2 separate regions of the Homo sapiens genome follow, and region 2 is linked to region 1. The links are chromatin contacts, found by Hi-C or POLR2A ChIA-PET in ENCODE. All regions are on one chromosome and are shown on one strand. Each heading gives the region's core, a stretch centred on a gene start or an enhancer-like site at or near the end of the contact. The rest is flanking DNA. Distances are from core to core; before and after follow the strand shown.

Evidence for each region. A loop is a pair of places that touch in the nucleus more often than their neighbours do. ChIA-PET counts read pairs that join two places held with the same protein, here RNA polymerase II (POLR2A). Pooled maps may share reads with other maps.
Region 2: a pooled map shows a loop between it and region 1 (3-fold over the local background). The contact joins the promoter of STING1 here to the enhancer-like site in region 1. A Hi-C loop is called at or near these places in 5 of 50 pooled maps. POLR2A ChIA-PET finds 5 or more read pairs at or near these places in 2 of 52 experiments (activated T-cell and naive thymus-derived CD8-positive, alpha-beta T cell).

The regions. Positions count from the first base shown.
Region 1 is chr5:139,764,420-139,767,523 of GRCh38, forward strand. It overlaps a transcript of PSD2 not described here. Among named protein-coding and RNA genes, the nearest start is that of PSD2-AS1, 20 kb to the left of the region's middle. Within about 2 kb of position 1,457, at least 10 of the 41 ENCODE cell types and tissues checked have a DNase peak (open chromatin) inside an H3K27ac peak, as active enhancers do.
Region 2 is chr5:139,481,154-139,484,257 of GRCh38, forward strand. It overlaps STING1 (stimulator of interferon response cGAMP interactor 1), which reads right to left and starts at 1,605. Exons shown (of 8, transcript NM_198282.4): 1 at 1,397-1,605; 2 at 1,057-1,149; 3 at 325-551; 4 at 6-189. The coding sequence starts at 551. It also overlaps the pseudogene LOC101059986. RefSeq lists a silencer at 1-165 and enhancers at 768-997, 1,518-1,647, 1,658-1,777.

The DNA of each region.
Region 1 (3,104 bases), core at 207-2,706:
GGGGCGCCTGTGGGTGGGGGAGCCATATCCGTGTCCCGGGGGTCTGGCGGCGCCGTGGGCAGCCTGGCGCGCCCGCTCCCTGGGGTCCCCGCCGAGCGCCTGCCTGGCTGCGGGACCCCGTTGCCAGGAGCAGTCAGGATGCGGCAGCGTCTCCATGGCAACGCGGCATCTCGAGCCGCGCGCCGCCCTCCCCCGGCGCCCCGCAGTGGGCAGGAGGCCGAGCCTGGCAGCCCCTCCCGGCCCAGCAGCCAGCAAGCTGGGCCAGGAGGCCGAAACCTGATGGGAGGGGCTGAGCAGGGGGCTCCTTATTTTCTAGGGATAAGGGGCTGACCTGCCTTTACTTCCCACCTCATCTGGGGGAGGTAGATAATAGAGCCTGTCCTCTGTCTATGAGCAGCACCCTCCACACCCGCCAGGAAAGCAGGAATAGGTTCTGGTCAGGGCAGGATACCCTCACTGGCGAAGGGACATTTCTGATCTAAGTCCTGGCTGTGAAAGTGGCGCTGTTGTGAGGGGCACTGAGGCACAGCCAGGGAAGTGCCATACTGTTCCAGGGCTTCAGTGTGACCCCAGTGACTTCCATGACCCACCCGATGTCCACCCATGTCCCCACTTCTCATAGATAATGCCCAGTACCTGCCACGAACCCTTCCAACGCCCCCTCACCCTCTCAGTTGTGCCATATCCCCAGACCCACTCAGTACTTCCCACTGCGGGTTCCGTGACCCTCCCACCCCTGGTTCCCACTCAGTGCCCCTTCTGCTCGCTATCTTCACACTGCCTTCCAGTTCTTCCCAGCACACAATGTCTCCAGTTGTTATTCAGTACCCCCAGTGCCTACGCAGTGGTACTTCCAACATGCACTCAGGGCCCCCGTTACCACCAGGAAACCACCCAGCGCCCTCTTTCCAGTTTAGGCTTGGTACCACTTAAATAGCCCCCAGGGACCACCCACTGCCCCCAGTACCTGCCCGGTGGCCCCCAGTGCCCTCCTATTAATCGGCCCAGTACCCTGCACATCCACTGTAGTTCCCCACCTCTTCGTACTTCTGTTCACCTAGTGCTAACCACTACAATCTCGTTCTGCCCAGTATATTCCCACCATGCAGCCCCTTGCCACATTATTTCCAGATAAATCCCCATTCGCCCCCTTGCCCACCTCCCACCCTCCAAGCCCAAGCTCCGCCGGGCCGCAGTGCTCGCAGCGGCCAGGAGGGGGAGAGAGCGAGTAGTCAGCAGGAGACCGAAGCGCGGGGCGCGGCTGGGGAGAGGGTCGAGGGGCAGCATCCAAGGCCGTCTTCTTACAAGGGCTGAATCCGAGCCCAGGGTGCGGCTGCGTTCCGGGGGGGTTCCTCCCGGAGTGACCGCACCCCTGCCCCGCATCTTCTGCAAACCCCTCCGGGTCCGCCGCCACCGCCGCCGTCGTGGCTTTGGCTCTGAGAAGGGGCGCGCGCCCTCTGGTGGCTGCTGAGCAGTACAGCTTCCTAGGCCGATGAGAGGACGCCGCTCTGGCCCGGGGTGGTGCGTTCGTTCCCTCTCTCTTTCCCTGTCCTCCTTTTTTGGGCCTGTCCTCAAGCTGGCGGCGATGGGGTGACGGCAAGCCAGGCCCCTCTGTGGTGGCTGGGTAGAGAGCCTGGGGTCTGGATGAAGGGAGAACATTGGGTAGGGAGGTGTGGAACCAGGGCCTGGGGAGAGGGACCGCGGAGCAGAATGGTGGTGGGGGTGGATCGCTGAGTCCACAGATGAAGGACTAACAGATGGATCTGAACTCAGGAAGTCTACAATCTGAGCTGTGATTCGATGTGCTGTTTGTAGAAGGGGGCGATACAGGATTGGTGGCAGTAGGGTGAGGCCTCCCTTCCAGGCCTGGCAGTTCTATCTGGCCCTAAGCCTTTCATGGGATACTTGTTGATGGACCTACCCTTCGATGACTCTGTTTCTGCCTCTGCCCGTCTACCAGCGCCTAGCCTTCTTTTCACCTGCCTGGGCCTGTTTCTCAGTCTTCAGCAGTCCTGGAATGGTGGGGGGCACCCTCTCCCTGTCCCACAATATGGGGTTTTCTCTCCTCTGTGTATGGGGGAAATGGATGGAGCTAGAGCAGAAGGGACCCAGGTTAGACTCTTGCAGTCTGTCCTGAGTTTAGGTGACCTTGGCCTGTAGGACCCTCCATGGTTAGATCTGTGATTTTGTGCCCATTCCAGCAGCCCCACCTCGATGGATTAATAAGTTCCCTTAGACTTAAAGGTCCTTAGAGATGCCTCCTCCATCCTCGCCATTGCCTGGCTGGGGAAACTGAGACACCCAGCAGGTTAAGAATTGCTCTAGGGCGAATAGAGGGGTAGGCATCAGGATAGTAAGGTGATAAAGAGCACTGACTGGCCTGGGTTTGAGTCTGGGCAAGTCCCTTCCTTCTTTCTTTCTTTCTTTCTTTCTTTCTTTCTTTCTTTCTTTCTTTCTTTCTTTCTTTCCTTCTTTCCCTCTTTCCCTCCCTTCCTTCCTTCCTTCCTTCCCTTCTTTCTTTCTTTCTTTCTTTCTTTCTTTCTTTCTTTCTTTCTTTCTTTCTTTCTTTCTTTCTTTCCTTCTTTCTTTCTTTCTCAGAGTCTCGCTCTGTCACCCAGGCTGGAGTGCAGTGGCACAATCTCGGCTCACTGCAAGCTCTGCCTCCCAGGTTCACACCATTCTACTGCCTCAGCCTCCCGAGTAGCTGGGACTACAGGCACCCGCCACCTTGCCCAGCTAATTTTTTTTGTATTTTTAGTAGAGACAGATTTCACCGTGTTAGCCAGGATGGTCTCGATCTCCTGACCTCGTGATCCGCCTGCCTCGGCCTCCCAAAGTGCTGGGATTACAGGCGTGAGCCACCGCACCCAGCCACCATCTTTCTTTCTTTCTTCCTTTTATTTTTATTTTTTAAAGACAGAATCCCACTCTATTGCCCAGGCTGGAGTGCAATGTCACGATCTCAGATCACTGCAACCTCCACCTCCCGGATTCAAGGGATTCTTATGCCTCAGTCTCCCAAGTAGCTGGGATTACAGGCATGCACCACCATGCCCAGCTAATTTTTGTATTTTTAGTAGAGACGGGGTTTCCCCATGTTGGCC
Region 2 (3,104 bases), core at 355-2,854, 280 kb before region 1:
CATACCTTGAGGCCCAGGAGGATGTTCAGTGCCTGCGAGAGGCCCAGGAGGGCAAGCATCCAAGTGAAGGGCGGGCCGACCGCATTTGGGAGGGAGTAGTAGAAATAGATGGACAGCAGCAACAGGGCCCCACGGCGGAGGGGGCAGCCCAGGCAGGCCCGCACAGTCCTCCAGTAGCTGCCCCGGTACCTGTGAGTGACAGCCAGACCCCAGACCCCAGCCCCCAGCCCAGCTCAGCCAGAGAGGTTCAAGGAGGGGCAGGGCTAGGCATCAAGGGAGTGACACACGTTGGATACCCCGTCCCTGGGTACTGCAGTGAGTCACCTGGAGTGGATGTGGCGCAGCTCCTCAGCCAGGCTGCAGACCCCGTTTAACAGCAGTCCCAGCTGCAGGGAGGCTAGGTGGAGCACCAGGTACCGGAGAGTGTGCTCTGGTGGCTCTCCTAGCCCCCAAAGGGTCACCAGGCAGGCACTCAGCAGAACCAAGGCTGCCTTCTGGGCCCCGTGACCCCTGGGACACGGGATGGATGGATGCAGGCTGGAGTGGGGCATCTGTGGGCACCAAGAAATCCATGACCATTCTCCCCTTGCCCTCCTGCCCTTCTGGGACTGAGGCTCTGGCTGGGCACTTCCTCCCAGTTCCCCTTTCCCTGGTGCCCAGCCACTCCCAGAGGCTGCTCTTAGAGACACCTCTAGGAGGCAGGCTGGGAATAAGTCACCCCAAAGCTCCTGTCTCAGCGAGGTTTGCTGAAAACAGAGCAGGGCCTGCACATACACGCCCCACCAAGACCCAGGGAGACCACAGGTGTGGTGAAGAAAGAAGGCAGCAACTATCCCAGACCCAGACTTGAAGCTGTCCTGTGCAGCCGTACCCAACCAAGAACCCTTGGGGACCTGGGTTCCCCTGTCCCCGGAACCCACCCCAGGGAGGACCTTAGTCAACAAAGTGGAAAACAGAGCTCAGGGAGTGGGGACAGGGCAGCCAGCAGGCACCCCCTCGCCTCTGGGTGCCAGGGGCCCTAGGTTTGGCGTTCTGCCAGGCTGATCTTGAGCCTACCTTCTGCCTCCCGGACACTGGCTGCTCTGGATGATGACGAGGAGAGAAGGCCCGGCGCTACGAGCAGCCAAGGGCAGCTTCTCTGAGTGCAGCCTGAAAATGAGATGTTAACAACGATTGGTTTCTCCACAACACTCTAGCCCTGGCGTTTCTCCAAACCGCAGCTTTACTGGTGCTGGGAAGGAGGGTATTTCCTGTTCCTCAGGAAGGGAGGTAGGAACCTTCCCTCAAAGCCCTGATGAGCTGGGCCTGAGTCCTGGGGTCAGGGGTGAGGTTTGAGAAAGCCTCCATTCCATTGCCCTTTGCTACCCCCAAACCAAGGGTGTTTAGAAACACTCACCGCAGTCACAGCTCTGAACAGCGGGTTCCCCTCAAGCCACCACGATCAAACACACTGTACCTAACACCTGAGCAGGACTCCACACACTCAGCCAAAGGCAGCACACACATCACACGATGATTCCCCGTCTCATATTTTTCTTCTGGTTTCCAGGATGCAGATTCTTTTTCTGAAAAGTGTGACCTAGGAGGGAGGAGTGAAAAATGAACAGTTATTTCCGGTAACAAGAGCTATTTTTATAAAGCACTTGGTGGGAGAGGAGGGGCACAGAGGAATGGGGGTTTGGCTCTTTGCAGGAAATGGCCACGCCTGTGACTTCTCCAAGAGAGCCTGCCGGTTTCTGCCCAGAAGGCGGTTGTGGGGATGATATTAGGTAGGAGCAAAAGTAATTGCAGGCCTGGCACAGTGGCTCATGCCTGTAATCCCAGCGCTTTGGGAGGCCGAGATGGGTGGATCACTTGAGGTCAGGAGTTCAAGACCAGCCTGAGCAACATGGTGAAACCCCATCTCTACTAAAAACAAAAATTAGCCAGGCGTGGTGGTGGGCGCTTGTAATCTTAGCTACTTGGGAGGCTGAGGCAGGAGAATCGCTGGAACCTGAGAGGTGGAAGTTGCAGTGAGCAGAGATTAGGCCACTGCACTCCAGCCTGGGCAACAAGAGCGAGACTGTCTCAAAAGAAAAGAAAAGAAAAGAAAAGAAAAATGATCTGACCTACATTGTTTGAGTGTAGGTTATAAAATCCCCATGCATCAACCTAAATTATAATAATAATAATAATAATAAAGTGTTTACCTTGTTCCAGACATTATGCCAAGTGTTGCATATATCACTTCACTTGTATATCATTTCACCAGCCACCCTGTCAGGTAGGTATAATTCTAGCCCCATTTTATAGATGGATAATCCGAGGCTCAGGGAGGTGAAATAACTGGTTTAAGTAATTGAGAGTGGGGACTTGAAGCCTGGTGGGTTGCTCCAAAGCCCAGCTTGCTCTGTGCCTTGATTTCATTCCAGTAATCCCAGCACTTTGGGAGGCCAAGGCAGGAGGATCACTTGAGCCCAGAAGTTTGAGACCAGCCTAAGCAACACAGGGAGATCCCATCTCTACAAAAAAAAAAAAAAAAAATTAGCCAAGCATGACGGAACACGCCTATAGTCCCAGCTACTTGGGAGGCTGAGGTGGGAGCATCACTTGACCCCTGGAGGTAGAGGTTGCAGTGAGTTGTGATGGCACCACTGCACTCCAGCCTAAGTGACAGAGTGATACCCTATCTCAAAAAAAAAAAAAAAAAAATAGGCCAGGCGCAATGGCTCATCCTTGTAATCCTCGCACTTTGGGAGGCCAAGGCAAATGGATCACTTGAGGTCAGGAGTTCGAGACCAGCCTGGCCAACATAGTGAAACCCCATCTCTACTAAAAGTACAAAAAATTCGCTGGGCGTGGTGGCGGGTGCCTATAATCCCAGCTACTCAGGAGGCTGAGGCAGGAGAATCGCTTGAACCCAGGAGGCGGAGCTTGCGGTGAGCCGAGATCATGCCACTGCACTCCAGCCTCGGCAACAAGAGTCAAACTCCATCTCAAAAAAAAAAAAAAAAAAGGCCGGGTGCAGTGGCTCACTCCTATAATCCCAGCAATTTGGGAGGCCAAGGCAGGCAGATCACCTGAGGTCAGGAGTTCAAGACCATCCTGACCAACATGGAGAAACC